Linked DNA regions of Homo sapiens: region 1 is linked to region 2. A link is a contact called in ENCODE Hi-C data. All regions are on one chromosome and are shown on one strand. The core of a region is the stretch at or near the end of the contact, and the rest is flanking DNA. Distances in the headings are between cores, read along the strand shown. Region 1 overlaps TTC33 (tetratricopeptide repeat domain 33). Region 2 has its middle 84 kb from the start of LINC02104.

Evidence for each region. A loop is a pair of places that touch in the nucleus more often than their neighbours do. Pooled maps may share reads with other maps.
Region 1: a loop to region 2 is called in a map of naive thymus-derived CD4-positive, alpha-beta T cell, with 5 times the contacts of the local background. The contact joins two enhancer-like sites. A Hi-C loop is called at or near these places in 7 of 168 maps with a recorded cell type or tissue (CD4-positive, alpha-beta T cell, CD8-positive, alpha-beta T cell, PC-9 and 3 more), 3 of 37 single-sample maps with no recorded cell type and 17 of 50 pooled maps.

Annotation. Positions count from the first base shown.
Region 1 is chr5:40,731,408-40,738,073 of GRCh38, reverse strand. All of the region lies in intron 2 of TTC33 (tetratricopeptide repeat domain 33), which reads left to right. It also overlaps a transcript of PTGER4 not described here. Among named protein-coding and RNA genes, the nearest start is that of TTC33, 21 kb to the left of the region's middle. Within about 2 kb of position 3,778, at least 4 of the 41 ENCODE cell types and tissues checked have a DNase peak (open chromatin) inside an H3K27ac peak, as active enhancers do.
Region 2 is chr5:39,601,269-39,607,982 of GRCh38, reverse strand. No RefSeq gene overlaps it. Among named protein-coding and RNA genes, the nearest start is that of LINC02104, 84 kb to the right of the region's middle. Within about 2 kb of position 1,607, at least 3 of the 41 ENCODE cell types and tissues checked have a DNase peak (open chromatin) inside an H3K27ac peak, as active enhancers do.

The DNA of each region.
Region 1 (6,666 bases), core at 2,529-5,028, 1.1 Mb before region 2:
AGATACTAATTCAGAAGAAATGAAAACATTATATCCACACAAAGACTGTTCCAACAATGTCTCTAGCAGCTTTATTAATAGTGTCCATGAACTGGGACAACCTAAATGTTCATCAGCAGGTGAATGAATGAATAAATTGTGGTATATCCATACAATAGTATTCTCTTGAGCAGTAAAAAGAAATGATTGACATCTCAGAAACATGCTAAGGGAAAGAAGTCAGGAAGAGTACATACCGTCTGATTCCAATTTTATAAATCTGTCTAAAGACAAATTAATCCATAGTGACAGAAAAAATCAGTAGTTGTCTGGGGTCAGCAGTTGGGGTAGATTTCCCGAGAAAGGGGCACAGAAAACTTTTTGGATTGACAAAAATGTTCTTTATTGTGATGGTTGTGGTTGTATTTACATGAGTATATACATTTCTCAAAACTCATCAGAAAGTATGCTTCAAGTGGGTACGTTTTTTGATATATAAATCACACACCAGTAAATTTGATTAAAAAAACAAAGTTTTGAGTGCTTGTCAAATGTAAAATAATTCTATATTCGTTTCATATATCTTTATATGTGTTCATGATGTCTTTGTGTTCTGAATTTGCTGTTATATTGCAAGTTAATTGACAGATAATTTAGATTTCAGTAAAATTTTGAATCTGGATATTATGTATTTTCGGGTCTTGGTTATTTTATCACTCTGTCAGCCTTCTTTAGTAACTCTTGTGCATCACCTGTAGGATAGTAGCAGAAGTCCCCAGTCTTTTTTTTTTTTTTGAGGTGGAGCCTCACTCTGTTGCCCAGGCGGCTGGAGTGCAGTAGCACGATCTTGTCTCATTGCAATCTCCACTTTCCAGGTTCAAGTGATTCTTGTCCCTCAGCCTCCTGAGGAGCTGGGGCTACAGGTGTGCGCCACCATGCCTGGCTGATTTTTTGTATTTTTAGTAGAGATGGGGTTTTGCCATGTTGCCCAGGCTGATCTTGAACTCCTGGGCTCAGGCGATCTTCCTGCCTTGGCCTCCCAAAGTGCTGGGATTACAGGCCTGAGCCACCATGCTCAACCTTGAGTGGCTTTTAAATTCAGAAGTCTTACCTTAGAGTATTCATGATTCTTTTTAACAAAAATCTGGTTTACTCTTCTACCCAACCCCCAAGAAATTTTGGTGCTTAATAGAGATGGTATAGTGAGTATAGTGGTTAAGAGTGTAGATTTTGAAGTCAGATTACCTCCATTCAAATCCCAACTTTATCATTTCTATCTGCATAAACTTTGGGTAGTTATTTTTTGTCAATTTCTACCTCATAGGTCAAATGGTGATACATATCTTATAGAATTTTGGAGGATTAAAGAGCAAAGTCCATGTAAAAGCATGCTACCTAGCACCTAATAAGCACCAAGTGAATGTACTTTAGATATAATATTTTAGGATTTTATATGTTCTTGGTATATTTCCTGTAGTAGTAATATATATTTTTGTAAATTATTTTGTTCAAGTGGCTTTTTCTAGAATTATTACAAACTAGGTTATACCTTCTCAAGAGTCACGGTGTTAGTCCCAACTTTGACATCTTGGCTTTTAAAGTTTCAGCCACTAGATGGTGATATTTGACTGTCTAGCTAACTGGTCTGATTTTTCTGTTAGAATCAGTTGTATGTGTATGAAGCAGGAATATAAATTAGAATTTACCATGCATTTTGTTCTTGTCTAGGAAAGTATACCTACTAATGTAAATTTGAGGGTGATCTTGCTGTGTGACCCACATTCTGCAGATTACTCACATCAGTATATTTAATGACAGTGGTTTTGCCTCATGCTCTGTGGAAAAACATAGATACAGTCAGTGTAGAATGACTTTATTTTCTCACCAGCACATCTTCCAACCTTACTGTATTTGTGCCTATATGATCTGTCATCATTCCATTGTAATTATCAAAGGCCCACCACTCCACTTGTACTCTAGACCCCATCCCCTTGTGCCTTCTCAGGAACGTTGTTCTGAAATTGTCCTCTCATTTTTATATAATCTGTTTCTTCTTTTCTCTCGGTCCTTCTTGCTGGCATGCAAACATACCCTGATAACATCCATTTAAAAAGCTTCTCTCCAAATGCTCTGCCATTTCTCTGCTCCCACTGCACTACAAACTCCATTTCTTGATGAACCATCCAGTCATATTTCTGTCCCCATGAATCCACTGAAACTGCTTTTGTAAAGGTTATCAGTGACCTCCATGTTGTCAAATCCAGTCATCACTTCTCTGTTGTCATTTATTGTGCTTCTCATCATTCAGCACAGGTGACCACAGTCTTCCTAAATACACTGCTCTCTCATCTTCCACACCACCATGCTATCATGCTTGTCCTTGTCTCCATGTCCTCTCCTTTTTAATCTTTGCTTGCTCCTTTCCTTTTGCTCTCCAGATCAACAATCATCTGTGTTTGTGGAGCTGTTGCCAGCTTAACATAGACCTTGTATTTATTCTTCTTTCTTCATGGCTTACTTCTGTTTTTCCCTCACTCTTGATTGCGTGGGATCCTATCCACTCAATAAAGATTTAGCCAGTAAGCTTTGGCCTCAGGCTCTGTTTTCCAGGTAACCCAAATTATCCTGGATTTCTTTCTTTTTTTCACTCATACCAAGTCCAAGTTGAGCCAACTGTACATTTTCAGTGTGTTGTAAATCTTTTTTCCTCTTTCTGTTTTCACTTCTATCCTTATCTAGGGTTATCTCATACCTAAATTACTTTGGTTGTCTCATATCTAGCCTTCCTGTGTACATTTTTGTACCCTTACTGTCTATTCTTCTGGGTCTGACTGATCTTTTAAAAATGTAAATCAATAATTCATGTCTCACTGTTGTATAAAAACTCTGTGGATTCTTCATCACACATACAATTAAATCCACATGCATAACTATGGCTTATTGTATTCTCTGTGATCATGGCTTCGGCCCACCTCCCTGACCTCTGACTTCCTTTCCTCTGGTTTTATTTCCTTTCCACAAAACATGGTTTGGTCCTGCCCCAGGTTCTTCCCTTTGCCTGGAATGGACCTTCTCCAGATTTTCAGTTGTCTGACCACGTTTTGTCACTCAGGTCTCAGCTTGAATGCGTTCCTAGGAAGACCTTTCTTGACCGCCCATTCCGAATAGCCACTTGGTCACTCCCTATCACATTCCTCCATTTGTCTTTTATCACGGCACTTATATTTTAACTGTTTGTTATCTTTCTTTCCCTGTCCCCTTCTAACATGCATACACTTTAGAAAGTAAGATCTGGAAGAATAGTAGGGACCTTTTATATCTTGTTGGGTGCTGCATCCTTAGTACTTATTACTAGAATTCTACCTGTCCCAGGGTAGGTGCCCAGTAAATATTTATAAAGTGAATAAGCTGTTAACTATATAGCTCATTAAATTTAAAGCCACAGTAAATTAGAAGTCTAATTGGGAGTAAAGTAGCTAAACACATTGACATTTCTATTTGGTAAATGAGTGTGCTATCTAACTTATTTAGCTTGATCACCAGCTGTTCTTTACCTCAGTATAGGGCATTATCTCATCCTGCCCTGTTGTAGTCCATGGAACTATTCCCTTTGCTTCCTTCCTTGTGCTACTTCAGTTGCATACTGTTAAGATTGTCCTTAAACTGGCGGAATCAGACTTTGGTCATTTATTAACCACAGTGACTTTAAACCAAGTTTTTATCTTTTAATGCTTCCTATCCAACAGCTGCAGTAGGGCTGTGTCTGTTCAGTCTGTTCCAAACTGAAGTTGAATTAAGAGATATGCTGCAGAAATTATGAGAGACTATTGATTTGTTCAGTGCCAAGTTTCCTGTGATCTAAAAATGGAGGAACTAAGTGGTGCCACCCTTTGTTTGCAGGCCAACAGAAGTAAACCAAAGAGAAATGAGAAGGGGGAAGAATTGAATAAGTTGATGATAGTGAAGTAAATACCCACCATTTCTTGCTTTGTTTAGCATGGAAAACAGCTCACTTGTTCCTTTAAACCTTTATAGGCCTCGTTGGCAACAAAGCACATTTCATTGAGGGATGCCTCTGCTGGCAGCAATGGTTATGCTTTCAAAATAAAAGACAGTGCAGTTGAGAAGAGAGGACATTTTTCTTTTTTCTCAAATCTGTAAGCCTGTGTTTACACGTGTGTGTGTGTATGTCTGTTTGTATGTATATGCACACATGCATACCTGCCTAATAAAAAGAAAAAACTAGTGATGGTCATTGTCACCTTGAACCTCTTAGTTTATTTCGTACTTGGGACAACTTAAGCTTAGGAACATAAGCAGCTTTGTGGGGTTGGGGACGGGATAAGCCATCCTGTTCTCAGCAGTAGTGCTAGTGGTATTTTCAGCAAGACAGCTCTTTATTGTGCAGGCTTGCTCTTTGCCTTGAAGAATGTTAACATCCCTGACCCTCTGCCACTAGTTCCTCCAAGTCACAGTGATGACCACAAATGCCTTCTATGGGGTGATAACTTCCTCTGGTTGAGTTGGGCAGAAAATAGGACTGGAAGTAAAAAGTAAATTTGACAAATATGATAAGCTTTTAACAGTGGTTGGGCCAAGTAGATCTAGGGTTGGCAAACTTTATTTATAAAAACAACCTGTTTTTATAAATAAAGTTTTACTGGGACACAGCAATGCCCATTTTTTGAATGCATTGTTTATGGCTTATTTTGGGATACAGTAATAGAGTTGAATAGTTGTGATAGACTGTATGGTTCACAAAACCTAAAATGTTTACTATATGGACCTTTACTATGCCACCCCTTGCTCTAGAGACCAAAGACCTTCAGCCCCTTCCTCAAAAGCTGTCAAAGACTCCTGAAACCTCAAACATCCAGGTTCTTAAGGTCCCTCTGCTAAACGTAGAATTCTCATGTTTTTGTTTTTTTCTACCTATATTCACATTCCCCTAGTCTTGGGATTTCTTATAATTTCTATATATGAAATAATGAACGGAACAAAGTAAGAATTTACATTTTTACCACTTTTGTCTTAGGATAGAATTTGTTTTTATTACCATTTTTTTTTCCTGTGTGTTAAGAGCATGCTACATCTGTCCCCTCTTTTCTTGCTTTATATGCTGCTCTCTGCTGCCTTCAGGACTTGGAGAAGGTAGGACAAATGAGGTAGATAGAATCTGTTATATTAGGCCGGGCGCGGTGGCTCATGCCTATAATCCCAGCACTTTGGGAGGCCGAGGCGGGCAGATCAGTTGAGGTCAAGAGTTCAAGACCAGCCTGGCCAACATGGTGAAACCCCATCTCTACGAAAAAACAAAAATTAGCCAGGTGTGGTGGCATGTGCCTGTAGTCCCAGCCACTCGGGGGGCTGAGGCAGGAGAATCGCTTGAACCTGGGAGGTGGAGGTTGCAGTGAGCTGAGATCATGCCACTGTACTCCATGTACTCCAGCCTGGGTGACAGAGCAAGACTGTCTAAAAAAAAATCTGTTATATTAGTACCTTCTACATTCCCAGAAATGTTCTGGGTACTGTAGAGCATATAAACAAATCTACCCTTTGGTTCCTGAACTCATTAGAGAAGAGAAGACAAAAATACAAGGAGGAATTAGAGCAGAACTAAATGGGAGGCATACTTGATATAGTTACAGAAAGTATTGGTCTTGTATTTTTAAGAGCTAGCTTTAAATCCTGTCTTTTGCAGGACTTGGACAGTCCTTTAGCTGCTCTCAACCATTGGTTCCTCATCAATAAAGTGAGAACAAGTAATGCCAAACTTGAGGCTAGGCATGGTGGCTCACCCCTGTAATCTCAGCACTTGTGGAGGCCAAGGCAGGAGGATTGCTTGAGGCCAGAAGTTTGAGACCAGCCTGAGCAACATAGTGAGACCCTGTCTCTACAAAAATAAAAAAATAAAAAAATTAGCTGGCCATAGTGGCATATGCCTGTAGTCCTAGCTACTCAGTAGGCTGAGGTGGGAGGCCCTTGAGCCCAAGAGTTCAAGGCTGCAATGAGCTGTGATCATGCCAGTGCAACGGAGCAAGACTCTGTCTCTCAAAATAATTTTTAAAAAAGCAAATAACACCAAATTTATATTCACTTACTTTGAGTAGTAAGTGAATTAACTTTTTGGGAAAATAATTGTATGTTAAATAATTGTATTGAAAGTGCTTTGTAAAACATAAAATGCTTTGGAAATATAAGTGTTGCTATGTGGTCTGAAGTGGTACTCATAGTTAGTGGGCTAGAGCCACTGGAGGAGGTCTTCATGAAGAACGGAGCATTTTAACTTGGTCTTAGAGGAGGAGCCTTTGAATAGATGAAGAGGAGTAGGAAGGCAATCTTAGATATGTGATATGGTTTGGCTCTGTGTCCCCACCCAAATCTCACCTTGAATTGTAATAATCCCCGTGTCAAGGATGGGACCAGGTGGAGATAATTGAATTATGGCGGCAGTTTCTGCCATGCTGGTCTCATGACACTGAGTTCTCACGAGATCTTATGGATTTATAAGGGGCTTCCCTGTTTGCTCAGCGCTCATTTCTCTCTCGTGCCTCCATGTGAAGAAGGATGTGTTTGCTTCCCCTTCTGCCATCCTTGTAAGTTTCCTGAGGCCTCCCCAGCCCTGTGGTACTGAGTCAATTAAACCTCTTTCCTTTATAAATTTCCTAGTCTTGGGCAGTTCTTTAT
Region 2 (6,714 bases), core at 358-2,857:
TAAGTGTTTTTTTGTTTTTTGTTTTTGAGACAGAGTTTTGCTCTTGTTGCCCAGTCTGGCAATGGAGCAATCTCGGCTCGCTACATTCTCTGCCTCCTGGGTTCAAGCAATTCTTCTGCCTCAGCCTCCCGAGTAGCTGGGATTACCGGCATGCGCCACCACACCTGGCTAATTTTGTATTTTTAGTAGAGACAAGGTTTCTCCATGTTGGTCAGGCTGGTCTCGACCTCCCAACCTCAGGTGATCCTCCTGCCTCGGCCTCCCAAAGTGCTGGGATTACAGGTGTGAGCCATTTAAGTTTTTTAAGAATAAACAACAAAAACAACTAACACAAAAAAAGAACTGGAAGGATATTAAGTGATACATTATTTGACATCTGTTTTGACTGTAAAGGAAAACCTAAAATAAATTTTTCTCAAGCAAGTTAGTAACTCATTACTCTCTCACATTCAAGGGTTTGGAGACATCCTGTCAAGACTATCATGGCACTCCACAGTGCCAGGAACTCAGGCCAGGATTATTCTACCTACTAAGGATATATAATATGTTTCAAGCAGACTTGGAGATGGACTCAGTATTCTACTGGGCTTACTGTGAAATAGAATTAGATCTAACCTACATCTATCAGCTCACTTCACAAGGCTCCACTTTTCCTGATTGGCTGTGTTGTTCTAGGTCTCAGGAACCAGAATTGATTAAGAGTCTGTGACCAATTCAACCCAAAGGTAGGTTCCTTTTCCCAGTGCGTGTTTACTCTGATAAATGGATGCATTAGAGAATAGTACAAAGAAAATTTACAGAAAGTACTTATGAAGTGAATGATCCATCCTGCTCAACTTCTTTCTAATTGAAGGGATGCTAGGTCTGGATTTTGGGTGAAAGATTTTGACTTCATATCATGATAGCTCATGTCAGGTCTCTGGAGGTCAGATTGGAGTCCTTTCAGTTATACTGAAATCAAGTTTAACACTGGTGGTTTACGTATATATTTCAGTCCTATGTTCAGATTTCTCTCATTACTACTATATGCATTCTGTCTGCTTTGATAAGCATAGCCCATCCACTGTCTGGGGTTTGGAACTGAATTTGTGTCTGCAGCTTGGGATTATTTCCTCCCATTAAAATATGAATACCAACTTCAATAGCATTCTCTACGAGTACCCATAGACAAGAGAAAACAGCCAATAAAATGGTTTGAAAAGCTGAGAAACATTCCACTGACGTATATTATAACATATATATCCATATTAATAGAGGGAACTATCTATGAGACAAATGTATCAATCCACAACCAATTGAAAAATACAATAGTCCTTTACAATAGCTCATTTGAAGAGCATTACTCCTGTATTTATTCATCCCCCAAGGCTCCACAAACTCCAGGTTATAAAACTTTAAGAAGAAAATCAGACATTGGCAAACGTGATTAAATACATTTGTTTCTTTACTTGAAATATAGTGTTTTCTCACCATTTGTGTACTTAACATTTCGTGTTTCAGCTATTCATAAGCAACCCAGAAAGTCCATGGCATGCAGTGCTTTGTCATTTTGCTGAGGTAACCATTTGAATTTTGCTTTGGTGTGCCAAAATGAGTCACTGCCTGATACATAAACCTTTTGTGACCACCCAACATTCATTACAGTGTGACTCTGTTACATTTGACTCCTTGTCACCTACATAAACTGAAAATTTTGCATTAACATTATATTAAACAGTATCTGAACTTATCAGGAGCTTCTTTCAAATGCCTCTTAAAGTAAACATGAATTAAAAAATTATCACAGTCAACATTAAGTAAACAGTCAGGATGGAAGGAGATATTTAAATAATGTCAGATTTATGACATAGCAGGCAAAGCAAACAAAAACATACACTCCAGAGAATGAGAAGACAAGTCAGAGGCTGAAAGAAAATATTTGCAAAAGACATGTCTGATACAGGACTGTTTTCCAAAGTATATAATGAACTCTTAAAGCTCAACAATAAGAAAATGAACAACCCAATTATGAAATGGGCAGAAGCTGTGAACAGATACTTCACCAAAAAAAGATTCATGAATGGCCCAAAAACGCATATTAAAAGATGCTCATCATCATATGCCATTAGGGAATTAAATCAAAACTAAGTGAGATATCACTACACACTTATTAGAATGGTGAAAATCCAGAACACTGAAAACACCGAATGCTGATGAGGATGTGGAGCAACAGAAAGTATCATCTGTTGCTGGTGTGAATGCAAAATGACACAGCCATTTTGCAATATAGTTTGGCAGTTTCTTACAAAGCTAAGCATACTCTTACCATATAATTCAGCAGTTGTGCTCCTTGGCATTTACCCAAATCAGTTGAAAACATGTCTACACAAAAACCTACACACCGATATGTATAACAATTTTATTCATAATTGCCAAAACTCAGAAGCAACCAATGCTCTCTTCCTCAGGTGCTATGGTTTAAATGTGTCACCCAAAGTTCTTACGTTGAAAACTTAATCCAAAATGCAACAATATTGGGGGCTGGAGCCCAATAAGAGGCAATTATGACTCCTTCATAATGTTGTAATCACGGAGTGGGTTAGTTATCGCGAGAGTGTGCTTGTTCTTGCTCTTATGCTTTCTTGCCCTTCTGCCTTCTGCCCTGGGATGACTCAGCAAGAAGGCCGTCATCAGATGTGGTCCATCTACCTTGGACTTTCCAGCCTCCAGAACTACAAGAAATATAGATCTCTTTTTTTTTATAAACTGGCCAGTCTGCAGTTTTCCATTATGACAACACAAAACAGACTAAAACCATAGATGAATGAATAAATATACTTTACACATTTATTCATGTAAATATGAATAAATATTTATTTATTTATCCAATGTTCTGGATGTACATCAATCCTATAAAAGAAATGAGCTATCAAGCCATGAAAAGACATGGAGGAACCTCAAATGCATATTACTGAGTGAACAAAATCCACTCTGAAAAAGCTACATACTGTATGATTCCAACTATACGACATTCTGGAAAAAAACAAAACCATGGAGGTGGGAAAAAAGATCTGTGGTTGCTAAAGATTAGGAGAAGGAAGGCATAAATCAACAGGGTGCAAGGATTTTTAGGGCAGTGAAGCTCTTCTGTGTGGTACTACAATGGTGGATGCCTGTTATTATATGTTTGTCAAAACCCATAGCATGTGCAATAGCAAGAGGGAACTCTCATGTAAACACTAGGCTTTGAGTGATAATGATGTGAGAGTGTACAGTCACAGAGTAAGACAAATCTACCACTCTGGTGCAGGGTGTTGATATTCCGCGAGGCTGCGTATGGGGTGGGGTGAAGGACAGAGTGTATATGAGAACTCTCTGTACTTCCTGCTCAGTTTTCCTGTGAATCTAAAACAGCTGTAAAAATAAAGCCCACTTATAAAGACAGACGTGGAGAATTTATTCAAATTAATTTACAAGCACATTAAGAAATAGTTCCACAGTTTAGACTAGCAGTTACAAAGAAATCTTTAAATGGAAACTCCTTTATTTAGGGTGTGGCCATAGGAACAAATGCATTATTTTTTTAAAATAAAAAAGTATACTTTATGTAACCAGTTAATTGGCAACCCACTCTCTAGAAATGGGCCTGACAAGCTCAACGTGGAGGATGTATCAAGTAATGTGTTCCGTTGGCAAAATTATAGGTTCATTTACCAAAGGTTAACAACTATATTACAATGCCAAAAGTTTTGTTTCAATTAAAATAGTTGAATATTATTAATTCCATAAGTTGTCCACAAGTAAAAATGATGTTTAACTGCCAGTGTTGCCTTTACTGAAAGGAAGATAACTCTCAAAGATAATTCTCAAATTTTGGTGCCTGACACTGGTTAAAATTGGCACGAAGATTTTGACATAAATATTTTTTACCTTTTCTGGCTTGTTTCTAATCCTGATTTGTCATTTTTCTTAGTGGCTTATCATTTAATATTTGTCAGAGTTCAGTGGGTGTTATTTCTCTGTCTCTTTCTTATTGTTAATTCTTACATTCCACATATAACTTCAAATAGCTCATTCTCATAAAATAATTTTCTGATGTAAATATTCTGGCAGAGAATAAATTAGTATATGGGAATTCGGTAGTCATTTTTCTACAACAACCAACTTATAGTCTTCCATTTTATTACCTCTTTTATCCAAATTTAAATAAATTTTGCTGAACAAAACATTTAGAATTAGATTCAATAAATCAAATCATTATAATATTTTGTCATTGTTGACTTTAGAAGAGTCCAGGGCATGGAGAAAAAGCAAGGAACTTTGTGTGATAAAAGTAACAAACTTGAAACTTCTTAAATATTAAATAATTTATATTTATATTTTTAATAATTTGGGCAATTATTTGGGAAAATTAAGTCAGATTTTTTACCTCATGCTATTAAAAAAGGTGACGTAAGTATTTGTATGTGTGACTGGATGAATAATATCTCTAAATATACCCAGGTTCTAATCTTTGGAACCTGAGAATGTTACTGTATATTGCAAAAGGGACTTCACAAGGTGATTAAGTTAAAGAGTTTGAGATGGGGAGATTATCCTGGAATACCTAGGGATGTCCTATATGCAATCACAAGTGTTCTTATAAGAGGGACGCAGAGGAAGATTTGACTACAGAAGAGATGGAGCTGTGACAATGGAAGGAAAAGACCAGAGTGTTGTGAGGAAAGGATCACAGGCTAAGGAAGCACGCAGCCTCCAGGAGCTGGAAAAGGCATGGAAACAACTTCTCCCCTGAACCTCCAGAAGGAACCAGCCTTGCCTACCTGCCCACACCTTCAGCCCAGTGAAACTGATTTCATGCCTCCTGCCTCCAGAATTGTGTTGTTTTAAACCACCCAGTTTGTGGTAATTTGTTTCAGCAGCCATAGGTAACTAAAACCATATGCAAAAAGAAAGATATGTAGTTTTTTCTGTGTGTGTATATTTATATATAATTGTATATGTATACATACACACACACCAAATACATATGGTATGCACATTGAAGCAGTTGAGAGACATAACTGATGTCTATGGCCCACTTCAAAATGCATAAAAGTGATTGATGTGATGGATAAAGGGATGGAAAGATGTACAGATACATTTAAAAAGTCAGTATAGTATAATATTACTGTAGAATCTAGATGGTGGGGATATAGATTTATACTGTAAAATTTCTTCATGTTTTCTATGTTTGAACCATTTTCTAATACAATATTGGAGAAGAACATAGATGAAACTGGAGGTTACCATGAGATAGGAAGCAATCTTTTATCTCATGACAACAAGGGAAAAAGCTGAAAATAAAAAGATTATTGAATCTGCCGAGTCAAAATGAAAAGCTTTTGGGTCAAAAATTTTTAAAAATTAACAAAGTTCATAGAAAAACAATGTACTGGGAAATATTTGCAACATGTGTGTGAAAAGACGTGTATCCATAATATGATAAATAAAGATCGTCATTGGAGGTGTTTAAAGATCTGATAGGCTGGTGCAGTGGCTCATGCCCATAATCCCAGCACTTTGGGAAGCCAAGGCAGGTGGATCATTTGAGGTCAGAAGTTTGAGACCAGCCTGACCAACATGGTGAAACCCCCATTTCTACTAAAAATACAAAAATTAGCCAGGCAGTAGTGGCGTGCACCTGTAATCCCAGCTACTAAGGAGGCTGAGGCAGGAGAATTGCCTGAGCCTGGGAGGCAGAGGTTGTGGTGAGCCGACATTGCACCACTGCATCCAGTCTGGGCAACAGAGTGAGACCCTGTCTCAAAAAAAAAAAAAAATGCTGAATACATAAAGCTATTATGGTTAGGATTCAGGTAACATTCTGTAGCAGTAGTTAAATTTTGTAGTCAACTATTTGTCTATCTCAACTACATTATTATTTTTATTATGTCATGAAAATTATATACAAAGGGCGTGGAAGAAGAAACTCAATCAGAGGTTGTGAGAAAGTTGTCCCTTATTGGTAAGATGATGCTAGTTAGTAACATAGATGGTACCCTGGACATTTCACCAGCAGAACATGTGCATTTAGTGCTAACTCAGAGCCAGGGGTACATCTAAAATGACCTAGCTGGCTGGGCACGGTGGCTCACGCCTGTAATACCAGCACTTTGGGAGGCCAATGCAGGTGGATCACGAGGTCAGGAGTTCAAGACCAGCCTGGCCAAGATGGTGAAACCCCATCTCTACTAAAAAAAAAAAAAAAAAAAAAAAAAAAAAAAAAGGCCAGGCACGGTGTCTCACGCCTGTAATCCCAGGACTTTGGGAGGCCCAGGAGGGCGGATCACGAGGTCAGGAGATCAAGACCATCCTGGTTAACACAGTGAAACCCCGTCTCTACTGAAAATACAAACATTAGCCGGGCTTGGTGGCGGGCGCCTGTAGCCCCAGCTACTCGGGAGGCTGAGGCAGGAGAACTGCGTGAACCCGGGAAGCGGAGCTTGCAGTGAGCCGAGATCGCGCGGCTGCATTCCAGCCTGGGCGACAGAGAGAGACTCCATCTCAAAAAAAAAAAAAAAATAGCCAGGTGTGGTGGCAGGCGCCTGTAATCCCAGCTACTCGGGAGGTTGAGGCAGAGAACAGCTTGAACCCAGGAGGCGAAGGTTGCAGCGAGCCAAGATTGCGCCACTGCATTCCAGCCTGGGCAACAGAGCCCAGACTCCATCTCAAAAAAAAAACAAAAAATAAAAA